Linked DNA regions of Homo sapiens: region 1 is linked to region 2. A link is a contact called in ENCODE Hi-C or POLR2A ChIA-PET data. All regions are on one chromosome and are shown on one strand. The core of a region is the stretch at or near the end of the contact, and the rest is flanking DNA. Distances in the headings are between cores, read along the strand shown. Region 1 overlaps TENT5C (terminal nucleotidyltransferase 5C). Region 2 has its middle 88 kb from the start of TENT5C.

The links. A loop is a pair of places that touch in the nucleus more often than their neighbours do. ChIA-PET counts read pairs that join two places held with the same protein, here RNA polymerase II (POLR2A). Pooled maps may share reads with other maps.
Region 1: a loop to region 2 is called in a map of HepG2, with 6 times the contacts of the local background. The contact joins two enhancer-like sites. A Hi-C loop is called at or near these places in 2 of 168 maps with a recorded cell type or tissue (HepG2 and heart left ventricle) and 1 of 50 pooled maps. POLR2A ChIA-PET finds 5 or more read pairs at or near these places in 2 of 52 experiments (PC-9 and activated T-cell).

What each region holds. Positions count from the first base shown.
Region 1 is chr1:117,628,259-117,635,318 of GRCh38, forward strand. TENT5C (terminal nucleotidyltransferase 5C) reads left to right here. Exons shown (of 2, transcript NM_017709.4): 2 at 1-131. Among named protein-coding and RNA genes, the nearest start is that of TENT5C, 26 kb to the left of the region's middle. RefSeq lists enhancers at 2,050-2,600, 2,601-3,151. Within about 2 kb of position 4,356, at least 10 of the 41 ENCODE cell types and tissues checked have a DNase peak (open chromatin) inside an H3K27ac peak, as active enhancers do.
Region 2 is chr1:117,690,806-117,697,692 of GRCh38, forward strand. No RefSeq gene overlaps it. Among named protein-coding and RNA genes, the nearest start is that of TENT5C, 88 kb to the left of the region's middle. Within about 2 kb of position 5,491, at least 10 of the 41 ENCODE cell types and tissues checked have a DNase peak (open chromatin) inside an H3K27ac peak, as active enhancers do.

The DNA of each region.
Region 1 (7,060 bases), core at 3,106-5,605, 64 kb before region 2:
GTGGTCACTAACCTTACTTGATGCAGATAAAATCACTTGTCAATGCAAAATGTGTTAGAACTTGATAAAGCTTTGAGTTTGAGAAATAAAGGTATATTTAAAATTTAAATAAAACTTGTCATTTATGCTCATTGATTTGTTTCTTCTCAATGATGAATTTTAGGTTTTAGGAAACATTGAATAGAAATAGGAAGCTGTCAACATCAGCCTTGGATGCTTCTCTGAAGGACAGATGCTTTTTTGAGGGGGGAGGGCTGTGTGGTTACCTTGGAGACCACAAATCCCTTAATATTTGGGCTCTTTTTCAAGGTGCCCAGCTAACTTAAACTAGGCTTCGTTGTTGACCACAGCCTTTCAGCTAATACCCACGGCAGGTGTAGTCTTGCAGTTCGCCTTTGCTGGCACCTTGTTTAATTCAGTCCCTTTAGCTCCTAGCCCACTTCAACAACAACAAAGAAAACAACTTCAGCCATACATGTACAACTACTGTAGTTTCTTCACATTTTTAAAGAAGTATAGAAGTGAACAAGTGATACTTGGAGTGGTTGATAGATGTTTGAAGGGTATAAAGAGATGCTGTAGACTTTGGTTAGCAACCTTCCTCCTCATTCCTTTGATCTAATTCACAACAACCCCTGCCCACCCCAAGTCTTGCCCCTTCCGTGGCCTCCCTTCTTTGTGGAATTTCTTTGAAATCCTATGGCATTCTCCTAACTGTCCTCATGAAACTTATGTCTTTGGCTGTGTAAAATCCTTCATCCCCTTGCCTCCACCTGTCCCTGCTCCTCCTCAAACCTTTCAGCCAAGGATGTGCATGCTCTGGAGTCTGGTAGGTGTGGAGTCCTTCCAATCACTTCTTTGGCATGTTTACTCAATAAGTAACCCTCACTCCTCTTAAGCCCTGACTGCCAGCTCACACTCTCCATGTTGCCTCTTCACTCCTCCCTTCATTCTGCCCATCCACATCCATGTCAGTGGCCTCTTTAGCTTTATGATGGACTACCTCTGTTCTAGTCATCTACTCACATCGGTTAGACACTGTCTGGATCTAGAACTGTTCATGAAGGCTGGGGTGACATTCTTCTCTTTTCACTACAAGAATTGGGATCATTGAAGAGCAATTTTCTGATCTTATGCTTGCCCATCAGCCATCCCCACGATCTTCTTCCTCCCCATTTTTACTGCGTGTACCTTCTGAAATGTTCCTTGACTCTGCCCTCTTGGTTGCCTTCAGCTCTTGCTTGGGCTATTTCATGAGTCTTGTCTCTATTTTTCTTGACTCTGTCAAGGGCTTTTTCTAAAACAGATGTGCCTGGGCCCCTCCCATACATTAAAACCTGTGTAAGACCCTACTGTGCAAGAGCAGATGTCAGACTCAACATGTCTGTGCAAGAGCAGATGTCTGGAGCTAGCTAGCCCCAGTCTACCTTCCTATCCTTTGACCTACTATACTAAGCTGGCCTACTTGGAGTTCTGGAGCACACAGCTTCTTCCGTGCACGTGACCCCACAGCAGGCTTCTAAAATCTCAGCTAATCCTCACCTCCTCTGGCTTACCAGGCCCTATGTCTGCCACCTCCCCCTTCCTGCTTTTTCTATTCGTGTTCTTACTGGGTTGCATCAGCTCTTCACCCACATTGTGAACACCTGCGTGCTTCATTCTCTGCCCACTTTTCACATAACTGGCATAGATTTGGTGCTTCAAATGTTGAACTGGATGGGTTTTCCCTGGAGGACTTGTCCTTGGGCCATTAGCCACTTAGAGGCTGAATCCTGGATATTTACCTGAATGTGTTGTAATGCCTCATTTTGGTGCCAGAAACCATTTCAGTCCCCTTGTCCAGACCAATATTTATACGCAGGACAACTTGTGTGGGATGTGCTGGTGCCCAGCTTCCTGGAATGAGTAGTCATGTCCCGGACACTAACACAATTGAACACAAGCTCTTGGCCCCTGAGCAAGGTCAGTACTAAGGGTTGCAGTCTTCACGCTCAGCAGTATTATTTCAAACTCCCCACCCACCCAGTCCTCCTGGCAGACCTATCCTTCTGGTGTTTTAGTAGAATTCCTCTCATGCCATCCCCAAGTGTTCATTCCTCAGCCTTGGAATGAAGCTCCCGTCGTTGCCACCCGGGACCTCTAGGGTTCCAGAAGTACACTTCTAAACGAGCGGGGATTCTTTTTCTCCTTCACTGTCCGAGTAGTCGCCTGGGCGGGATAGTAATGCGCTTGGTTGTAATCTGGGGTTAGTATCAGCTGGAAGATGCTGAGAGCATCAGCAGGACCTGTGGGGGTTTTCCATATGACCTCTGAGCAGCCAGAGCCTCAGTGTGATGGTGCCATTCTGCCACCTTACCTTGGCCTGGAGCCTCATCCTCTCCAGAGGCCTTCAGCTCCGTATGCACTTATGGCAGGTGGAGTCAGAGGCAAGTCAGGGGTGGTGCCCAGACTGGGCTGAGTGGTCTACCCCTGCTCCCTGCCTAAAAGCTGAGTCAAGCGACTTCCTGTCCGAAGTGACGGCATTGGACCTGGGGCCACGGTGCTGGTTTCCTGCCTCCTGGCCCTGTGCCTTCTGCAACACGGGACTGTGTCCTTCCCTGGGGATAAATGCTACCTAGAAGCATGTGCTGCCCTGGCGGTGAGCCACTCCTCAGTACTCTGACTGTCATCACTCTCTCAAGCAGGTTTCTGTCAGTGCCGCCCAGAATCTAGGGAGCTGGAGCCTGTCGGGAGGCTTGGTTTCATACCATTCCTCACCCAGCTCAGAGCAACGCAGGCTACCTGTTCTGGCCATGACTGGATCACAGGTCTCCCAGCTCAGGGCATTTTCACCACAGCAGGCCATCCCAGGGCCACCTTTTACTTAGGAAGTTTCCGAAAATGGGAAATGTCCCTAAGGGAAAGGCATGAGAAGCTGGAGTCGCTGCCTTTCTTTCGGGTGCTTCCCTGGAAAAAAGGTATCCGAGGCTATAGTGTTCGAGAGAGAGAGAGATGGAGACGGGCAGCACCACAGCAACTTTGGCCAGGCTGTTTTCAGCCATTTCAATCCATCCCTTCCATATGGATAGTAAATGAGGTTTTTCTCAAGAGGCCTGTTGGGAACTAAACCCATGAGAAAATGGAATGAGAACTCCTCACTTTAGACTAAGGCTTTAGGTTGACCAAGTACACATTGCATATACATAGCTTGCAGGTCTCAGAAACGTGAGCTAGGTAGCAGTGTTTCCACTGTACACAGGAGCCAGAGGCTCAGTGCGCCTCTGAGTTGCCCAGGGTTACGTATCTTGTAAGAGACAGAGCCCATGCACAAAGATTTGACTGCAAAGCCTGGTTCCCCCACTATTACAACACTGAAAACACTCTGTAAACTATAACTCACCCTGCAAATATTAGTTTTTATGTCAGCCCCCTCTCAAGGGCCTAAGAGGTGTTGAGTTGCCTGGTAATAGATCCGTTTCCACTTATCCAGGAAAGGAATTCCTTGGACAAACCAGCAGCTTTCCTCAGACAACCCTCCCTTTGTGAATCAGGTGTGGGGGGACCCATTGCAGGCTCGTTAACATGTTTGGGGAATGCTCATGGAGCACCAGGTCCCATGCTAAGCATTAGCATTTAATCTTCCAAAAAGTCTGAGATAGGATGATTAGGTTTACAGGTGAGGAAACCTAAACGTCATACAGCTGCTGCAGCCAGCACCTGGCTCTGGGGTGTCTGACTCCCAGGCTCCAGCTGTCAGTTCTTTTACAGTATGCTATTTTGTCTTTGTCCTGCATTTTACAGGGTGGCACATGGAAGAGGCACGGGAGAGCAAATATCCTGCCTTCCAACAGAAGCCTTTCAAGAGGAATGAGGAGGAGGACAAAGCCACTGATTAAATTGATTAGTTAAAATTAAAAATTAAGCCAACTGATGAAGTTAAAATAGGGTGCCTATTGTGGTTGGCATGGCATTTTAAATTAGAATTGAAATGGAAACAGCATCACAGTTTCCCCCACACCTTATCCAGGCAGCCATGTACTATGGGGGTATTTAAACTACCTGCAGGCTGGAGAGGAGGGCGGGGGAGTGCAGGAGGGCTTTTGCAGAAGTCAGGAAACCAGCTCACCTGCAATGCTGAAACAATGAAACCAAGAAGGGAGGGGAGTCAGAAAACTAATAGCACAACCCTAAGCAGTTCCTGGAGTCAAACACCTGTGGTTTTTCATGCACTAAATATAGTGGAAGTTGGGTCATCTTATCCTTAAATAAACACTACAGCTAGCAAAGACTTTTTTGAAAAGAATCTTTACATTGGCTCAGGTAAGCGGGAGCCTGGGAGAAGCAGCGCTTGGGTGGCTGTGAATGGTCTGCGGCAGCCTCTGGTCCTCATATCCCCTGCTATCTCAGGATCCCACACAAAACATTCCTCTGTGGTTTTTTCCCTGCTCTTAAGTCAACTGCATGTACCTTGTTGTCCCTGTGCCCTTCATCCCCTCCCCCTACCGTGAGAGATCAGTTTCCTTGGCCTTCACCTGATCTGACCAGGAACAGCAGGAGAGGTGCTCCCTCTCTCTCTCTAGCTCTGGCAAAAGAGGCAGCTTTTCAGCAGGCTTATTTTCCATCCTACTTTAGATATTACTGAAAGGAAATGAACTCTTCTTTGACTTTGCCTTTTGAATTTTGGATGCTGCTGAATCGGGCACAGTCCCTCCTTTAGGAAACATTAAACCAGAGGCTTGTGGCCAGGTTTCTGGCTTGCTGTTTGAGTGGCAGTTTGGTGCCCAGTAGGGTTCAAGGGATTCAAAGTGAGGAGCCCTTTACAGACAGGCAGTGGGGCAGAAGAGCTGGAGCTTTGGAGCTGGAGACTCCAGCTCAGCATGCTCCTCTGCTCCCCTTGTGATTGCATAAACCGCTCCAAGCCCAGTGCCCTTGTGGGTACAATGCAGGTGATGATGATGCCGGCTTTGGGGCTCCTAAGAATTAGGAAAGCCAGGTATTTTTTTAATAAAGCTCCAAGCCCAGTACCGGGTGCCCGTAGACGGTATCTATTACTTGATATCCTCTGCTCTAGAGGAGTTTACAGTCTGCTTTGGGAGTTAAGAGAAATGTCTTAAGTGGTATTTAAAGCATTAACATATGTGTGCCACAGATTCTTTGGTTCTGCTGGACATCAGGAAGTAAAAACACTGGCTACAATTTATTAAGACCTAAAGAGGCCAGTTAAGGGCATGATACACACTTTCACGATGCTCGTGACAGCCCTGCCAGCTAAGGGCAGTAGTCTCTCTCCCTACTCCACCCACTACTTAACGGAAGAGAAACTAAGGCTCAGAGAGGTTGAGCAACACACCACAGCCTGCACAGCTGCCTGGGCTGGCAGTTTCACACCTGGCGCCAAGACAGTGTGGACCGTGTCCAGCTGCTGGGCTGGGAGCCTAGGGCACTGGCCAGTGCTCTGTCCTGGCCGACTGCCCTGATGCCCATTGGCCTGTGGGTTGCAATATCATCATAATTCCTACTAAGCAACCCATTAGCCTCACTCTTGAGGTATTGCCAACTCACCGAAGTTCCCCAGAACTTCAGACCCACTTCTCCCACTCCTCTGCTGAGGGTAAGCAGAGAATGAAAGGTACTGCTCCGGAGGACTGTGGCAAACTCTATACACTGAAGTCATTTTGTCCTTTCACTGAGCAACTTCCCTGTACCAGGAATTAGAATCTGCACATTGAAAAGGCCCAGAACCCTCCTGCTCTAGTGTGGCAGGCACTTTTGTAAATGTGTGACCTGCTGGTTTTGCTGGGATGTGCACATTTCTAATAATGGTGTTGATCAACAAAGAGGACTTTGCATGGCAGGGGCGTGCCCTCCCTCCAAAGCTGCTGTTTCAGAGGTTCCTCCACCATGCAAGCCCTGGACCTGGGACACACTCACAGTCCCTAACATGGTTGTGTTTTCCTGTGAGACAAGTGCCTCTTCCACCCGAAGAGCATTTAGTGACTTCAAATAGGGTCAGCGGTCCAGGCCTGGTGAAAGAGGGCAGGGAGAGAGACCCTGCTCAGCCACGGGGGATCAGCTCGGGTGAGTCTCTGACCCCACCACGGTGGAAACCAATTAGAGAAATAACTTACTGGGGACATGATGAGGGTTGTTCTGAATCCAGAGGCAGCAATCTTTTTCTGCAAAGGCCTAAATAGTCAATATCATAGGCTTTGCGGGTCTCTGTCACAAATATTCCACCAATGTTGTATCACAGAAGCAGCCATCAATGACACACAAGGCTGTTCCCATAGAACTGTATTTATGGACACTGACATTCGAATTTCATGTCATTTTTACGTAGCATGAAATATTCCTTTGATTTTCCCCAATCATTTAAAATCCAGCCTATTTTGGCTGTTCACAAACCAGCAGCAGGACAGATTTGGCCCACTGGCTGGAGTTTCCAACCCATGAACTAGAGGACAGGGTGCCTCAGGGCAAGACCCTCCCCCTGTTTTTTTCTGCCTTCCTCCCGCCCCCACCATGTTCCTCAGTAAGGTAGAACTGCAGACTGCCAGTCCTGTGAGCTGGGTATTACCTGCCTCCTTAGTGGTTCCTCCATTGCACCTCCTCAGGGTTGGTTGTGGTTGCCCGTTGACAGCATGAGTTGCTGTCACTGCAACTCTGAAGCTGGGCCTTGAAGTTCCAACCACGTGGGCTTCACTGCCCTCTGGTCCCAGATGGTCCTGTTGGCCCACCTTCCACCATGCCCCTCACCACTGGAGAATCTCCTCTTCCCATCAGGGTCACAATTTCGGATGTTCCCAGCAAGTGTAGACTTCCTTCCTCAGTTCTTCATAGAGCCCCCAAATATTAGAACACCTGCTAGGCAGGCTGGTTCTACTCCTTAGAACTCCTCTGAAAGAGCTTGGGACAATTTGTTTGGAATTTAAAGTTGCACCCCATATTGTTGTGTCAATATATCCTTCCTGCCCACAGTCCCCAGGTGCACCCCCAAGGCTAACTTAGGACCCCCTTTGTTCTGGTGTCCTGAGGGTGGACTGCAGAGCCCTTTACCACTTTCCTGTGGGGGCAGTGGGTA
Region 2 (6,887 bases), core at 4,241-6,740:
ATGAACTACAGTGCAAAGTCACACCAACTACTGAATCCAAGGTTACACCACAGAGCCATTTTTTTCTAAATCTAGATAGCTGGGTAGTCTTCATTCCTTTTTTAGTTATATTGAGATCCCATCTGATATTCATCAGGCTATGGATTACTTAGTAAATGAAACCGCTAATAACACACCCTATCCTCAAAATCTATGCCAACAGAATATCCCCAGTCTTAATGATATTCCTTAGCTAGTCTCTGTGTATAACTTCTTTCTTCTCTGCATTGATTCTGCATAACCCCATCTAGTCCAGGAAGAGTTCAAATGCTGGCCGTACAGTGGGCATTGCTGAACAGAGGGAGCCCAGTGGGCTGGATTGTTAGTTTCTTCTGGTTGGTGGGAATGGTGGTGCAATGTGGGAACATTTCAGAGAGGCCAGAAGGCTTTCCCCAGTTCCTCTGACTCCTCCCATGGTATCTCAGTTTCCATCTCTAGGATTTTACTCTTTCCTGATCATGCTGTATCTACATATGAAACCTAGTTTATACATGCAAGTGGAGGTATAATTCAATACCTTAAAACATCAATTTCTAAATTTGGTTTTTTGTTATTTCAGGCTAGTAGCTAGTGGGATCATATTAAGACTTTGACTTTGATTTTACGCCTATAGGAGAGACTTACAGGACTAAGTTTGCTGTTCTTTTACATTAGGTTATCCTGATACACTCAAAACAACCATCTAACCTGTGGTCTCAGCTTGTCTCCTTTCTTTCAAATTGCTTATGGTGCCAGCTACTGGGTCCCCCAATACCTTTTTCCCAGTTTCTAGTTGACCACAAGAAATTCATTTATTGCTGTTTTGCTACTTTTTAGCAAGCATTCCTAATTTCATATCTCCAAATATAGAGTAGATTACTGCCTTCCTTCACTTCCACCTCAATAAAATGACCCATTACATTTTTCTTGAAGGTCTAGAATTCACAGCATACTCTCTAGAAACAATTCATAAATTATTTATTTTTCCTCTTATTTGAAAACATTAGATACTGACTCTAGTTGGTTTTGGCAAAAAATAATGAGGCGAGGACATTTATTGAAAAAAATATAGGCTAGGCACAGTGGCTTACACCTGTAATCCCAGCACTTTGAGATGCCAAGGCAGGAGGATCACTTGAGGCCAGGTGTTTGAGACCAGACTGGGTAACATAGCAAGACCCTGTCTCTACAAGAATAAAAATTAAAAAATTATCCAAGTATGGCGGTGTGCACCTGTAGTTTCAGCTACGTGCTACTTGGGAGGCTGAGGCAGCAGTATCACTTGAGCCCAGGAGTTTGAGGTTATAGTGAGCTGTGATTACACCATTGCACTCCACCCTGTGTGACAGAGCAAGATGCTATCTCTAAAAAAAGGAATACTAGGGCACCTATAGAGGGCAAATTATTGAATAAGCAACTAACCTGTGGGAAGGACAGAAACCAGGGCCATGCTAAAGGCCTTAGTAGTGGGAATTTGTGACCCTTCTGTCTGGAACCCTGCTAGTAATGTGAATCAGCCTCAGTGAAAGTCAGGTTTAGTGTTTCTGAGGATAGAATCTGAAGTTGGCCCAGTTTAGAACTGGCATCTGACTACGGCCAGGGCAGGATTATGCAGTACAGAAAGGGTCTGCTGGGGGATGGAGGTAGTTGTGCAGCCTGTGTATCACAGGTTGTACCAAGAGAAGGGGCAGTTCTTGTGAGACAGGCAGCTTCCCCAACAAGTATCCACTTCAGTTTGGGAAATGAAGGTTATTTCCTCTGCTTCCTTCAATCATTTTGTCCTGCAATGTTTACCACTGTCTGTACACACTAGGACGCACTAGATAGCGTCGACTGACTGATTAAAACATTCATTATCTGAAAATAGGAGATTATTAGACTAGGTTCAAGACCAACATGGCTTTTGGATAGGAAGATACTGGTGATTTGGTAAGGGAGAAAAGAAAACAAGGAGTTGATTCTAAAATCCAGAAGTGATAATTAACAAAAAAATTATCAATGTGTGTGACTCTGAGGCTTTTCCTGGCATCCTTAGCTCCGAAAGAGCCCTCTGCTCTCTGAACTTCCACTCTTCTCACCCACATTGCTCATTTGACTCTGAGCATGGTTATCTGCCGTGCCCTGTACATTCCTACATAGAAGTTCCATCTCCCAAACCACACTACAGGATCCCCAGGGAGAGAATCCATGTCTTACATTTATTTTTTTTGAGATTCTCAATATATTTTAGTATCACTTAGGGCAGTTTTTATTCCCTGGCCTCTTGATTCTCCATTTGTACATGTTTATTTTCACAGGTGAGTTTTAGACTCTCTTTATCATATTAGCATATTCTTACAGTTTTTGTATCTCCAGTACCAAGCTGTTATCCCCTCATACACTAAACAGGTAATTAATGTACTTTGCTGAGGACAATATGATAAGCCATACAGAGGGGTTTGTCATAGACATAAATGGGAGAATTAAGTTTTTCTATTCACACCTTTTTAATTTAAAAAATGTTAACTTGACATAGCAATGACTGTGTAAAATTGATATTCCATTTAGAACAAGATTTAAATCATTACACAGGTAGAATTTGTTCTGTTTTTTATTCACCATTAATAAACACCATTAATAAAAACCAATTTCTGGTTTCCTTCCCTTCCTTCCTTCCTTCCCTTCTCTCTTTCTGTCCCCTTCCTTCCTTCCTTTTTTCTTCCTTCCTTCCTTTCGTTTTTCTTCCTTTCTTTCTTCCTTCCTTCCTTCCTTTCTTTCTTCCTTCCTTTCTTCCTTCCTTCCTTTCTTTCTTCCTTTCTTTCTTTCTTTCTTTCTTTCTTTCTTTCTTTCTTTCTTTCTTTCCTTTCTTTCTTTCTCTTTCTCTCTTTCTTTCTTTCTTTTCTTTCTTTCTTTCTTCTTTTTCTGTCTCTCTTTTCTTTCTTCCTTTTCCCTTCCCTTTTCCCTTTCCTTTCCTTTCCTTTCTCAGAGTATTGCTCTGTTGCCCAGGCTGGAGTGGTGCAGTGGTGCAATGCAATCGGCTCACTGCAACCTCCACCTCCTGGGTTCCAGCAATTTTCTTGCCTCAGGCTCCCAAGTAGCTGGGACTATTGTGCCACCACGCCCAGCTAATTTTTGTATTTTTAGTAGAGACAGGGTTTCATCATGTTGGCCAGGATAGTCTCAAACTCCTGGCCTCAAGTGATCAGCCTGCCTCGTCCTCCCAAAGTGTAGGGATTACAGGCATGAGCCACCACGCCCAGCCAATTTCTGGTTTTCTTTCAAGCTCATGCAGATAACACATTTCTAACTCTAAATTAGATAATGTCTATAAGAGATCTAGCAAGCTCCTTTGTACAGAGTAGGTACTCAGCAAATACCAACTAAAATATAGTGATTATAAAAATAACTCACAGTGAATCATTTTTAGGCTTAACCCTTTCATTTAAGGCCCTTTGGAGCTCTTTAACGTCTTGATTCCTGAAATCCTTTATAAGAAACTTTTATTTAGCCCAGTGGGTCTCAAAGGCTTGAGGCAGGGCTTGACCAGTAATCAGAACCCTCCTGAAGGTATTTTTTCTGATTCCTTTCCCCACCTTTTCCTTTCACTCTTTTGAGAATCAACAAGAATTATGTTCTCTCTCAGGTGCTCCATGTGGAAAAATATATTGAGATCACTTAGCCTTGTCTTTTCTTTCTTTCTTTTTCTAAACGAGAAACACTTAAAACTATATGTTTATGATTTACCTGAGGAAAGGCTGTCTTTTTTTTTTTTTTTTTTTTTTTTTTGCCTCTTTCCTGCTGTCAGATAAAAGCAGAACTGGAGAGAAAAATTATGTTGCAGGCAACATAGTCAAAATAGTTCCAGAGCTGTGTTGCTAACCCAGCTTAAAGTTTCTCTTTGCCCCAGACTTTTTTTCTTCTAAGAAAAGCCTCTATTCTAAGAGACTTGCTCTTCTTAGAATAGCACCGGCAGACATAGAGCAGTTTACAGCTTGCCTTTTTATAAAGACAGCCCATTTTCAAGAGGAAGAATAAGGAAGGAAGGGTCTAAAGACAGTGTCTGGGCTCAGATCGCACATTCCTACCTCCTAGCTGTATGATCTCTCTCGGCCTCAGTTTTCCATCTGTAAATGGAGATAATACTAGCTTCTATTTTATAGGGTTATTAAGAATTTAAAAAGCACTTGGCACATAATAAATACTCAATATATATTAGTTCACATTATTTTATTTTTATTTGAGACAGAGTCCCGCTCTGTCACCTAGGCCAGCGGAGTGCAGTGGCACGATCATAGTTCACTGCAGCCTTGAACTCCTGGGCTCAAGCAATCCCCCCACCTCAGCCTTCCTAGTAGCTGGAATCACAGGCATGAGCCATCATGCTCAGCTAATTAATTTTTTTTTTTTTTTATAGAGACAGGGTCTCACTACGTTGCCAAGGCTAGTCTCAACTCAAACTCCTGGGCTCAAGCGATCTTCCCATCTCTGCCTCCAAAAATGCTGGGATTACAGGCATAAGCCAACACACCTGGCTGCTCTCATTATTTTTAATGGACATCTAATTATTGAAAACTTGCTATGTGCCAGCCACTGTGTGTGTACGTGTGTGCGTGTGTGTGCACATAGTATGTGTACAGATACCCACATACTATGTAATATTTATTTATTGTGAGTCTGCCCTAATCTTCATGGAGGAAGGTTCTTAGCCTGTTTTACTCACTGCTGTATTCTTGTACATGGAACAATGCCTGAGACATAGGAGGCATCCCAAAATATTATTATATTATATATATATATATATATATATATGTGCATATATACACATTTATATTCACACGCATACAGTTATATATACACACATATATCTATATATACACCCATATGATTACACACATACACATACATAATTAAAAATGCATTTTCTTGCCAGAAATCTTGATACTAAACTAGGAGTCCAATTAGCTAGCCAAGAGCAGATTATGAGAGATTTGGTTAGCACAATCCAATTTCAGGAAATATCTTAGTATATAAATCCTGAGGTTTCGAGAAGGTAGAGAAGAGGTTAACACAGCAACTCTGACGGAATCGAAGAGGAGGGAGTGGGAAGTTGTTTCCAGTGAGATGATGCTGAGGGAGGAAGAGAGACAGGGGAAGCTGCCAGACCAGAACTGGGGAATCTGGGTTGTTAGAGCGTTGGTGCTGATTGGCTGATTGGTGGCGGTCACAACCACCCTGATTCCTCCCTCCAGCGGGGCTGCCCTGGGTTCTCACAGAGTTTGTTTGGGAAGGGGGTGAAGGCGGGTTTGCACCCTTTGCTGGTCATTTCCAGGGCTTTCTCTGGACCCTGCATCTAGTGAAGCAGTAGCTGCTTCTCTCTAGCCATCCAAAAGTTGCTTTTCTGTTTACGTCAGTTTGCTCTGTTTCCCAGAGCTCTGGGAATTGCTTTAAATGACAATTTCTGGACATTGTAAGTCCTTTGCTGAGTCACTGCTGAAGAACTTTCCGGCAAAGTAGTCTGAGACTCCACTGACTAAGGCAACAGGCTACAGCACTAGAGCCCTAGCAACAGGCCTAAACTAAACAGAAATGGATTTTGAGGCTGCTAAGTGCTTAACATGGGGGAGAAAAATCCCAGGTATCCCTGACAGCTGAGCCACCCACTCTCAATCTGGAACAGCCTTCCCCCATGTCCTTTATTCCCAGGAGTCACAGGCTGCAGAGACCTCCAGCTGCAGGGCTCCCCTAATGCTCTCAGTTTCTCCTGGGGCTTCCAGGAGAGCAGAACCCCCACTGGCCTGCCCATCCACTTCTCCATCCTGGTGTCCCTGGAGACAGTCTAAGCATAAATGCTCAAACCAAAGAATGTGAGGGGCTGGCATGGATCACTTAATGTGCTATCTGCTCTTTGGAGAAATGGCAGAGATCCACATAAAATGTAGCTTAGCAATCACATACTAAGCCAGTAGATATCTAATAATGTTAGTCCGGCTCATTTGGGAATTTTTGAGGCTTAGGAGTATTCAGCATAATTCCATTTGTTTAGCAAATTGATGATGTAGAAAGAGAGATTCCTATCCACTTAAACAGTAAACTACTTTGGCAGCAAGCTTTCATACAACAACAATTATAAGCAAATTACAAATGGTTTTATCTATTTGGCAATGGTGAGCCTTTAAAATGAGCTCATTTATGTAAGCATTCATTCATTAAAAACATAGTGAGAGCTTGCTATGTGGAAAGCTGCTAGGCAAGTGGAGAAGGCTGATCTCCATTAGAAGGAATGAGTATTTACTTTGCTGCACATAATGTTGGGTGCTTTTCCAATCTTAGCATTTAATCTTTGCAACAACTTTGTGAGGTAGGCATGGCAAAGACTGGTATTTGTTCCCCCATATTCATTCTTAGCTTTATTTTGGTAACAGAACCTTCCTACTCTGAGTTTTGGTAGTATATGTGGCTTCCCAGTTATTGCTGAATAGGATGACTGAAGAATCAGAGGCCTGGGATTGCTAAGCCTTTCTCAGCCTCCCTTGTAGCTAAGTGTGGTCATATCATTCTAGTCAATAGGATTTGAACAAAAGTGACTGTGCAACTTTAGGGGTGAAGTCCTTATAAAAGGAGCTATTTTCTCTTTGCTTGCCTTCCTGGGATCTAGAAAGAGATATGGTTGTGGAGCTGATGAGTAAGCTTTAGTTTATCTGGGCAATGGCAGAGCAATGAACAAAAAGAAGCTGGGGCCATGGATGGCTTGGGAGAATAGAGTCTCCTGTCTGTCCTCATCTGTCTGTCCATCACCTTGTCATTATGTGAAAGAACAAAGGTCTTATCTGAGTCTTTCTCTTTAGGGGATCTCCTTGCTTCATAAGCCTAATTTCTACAGTTCTAATATA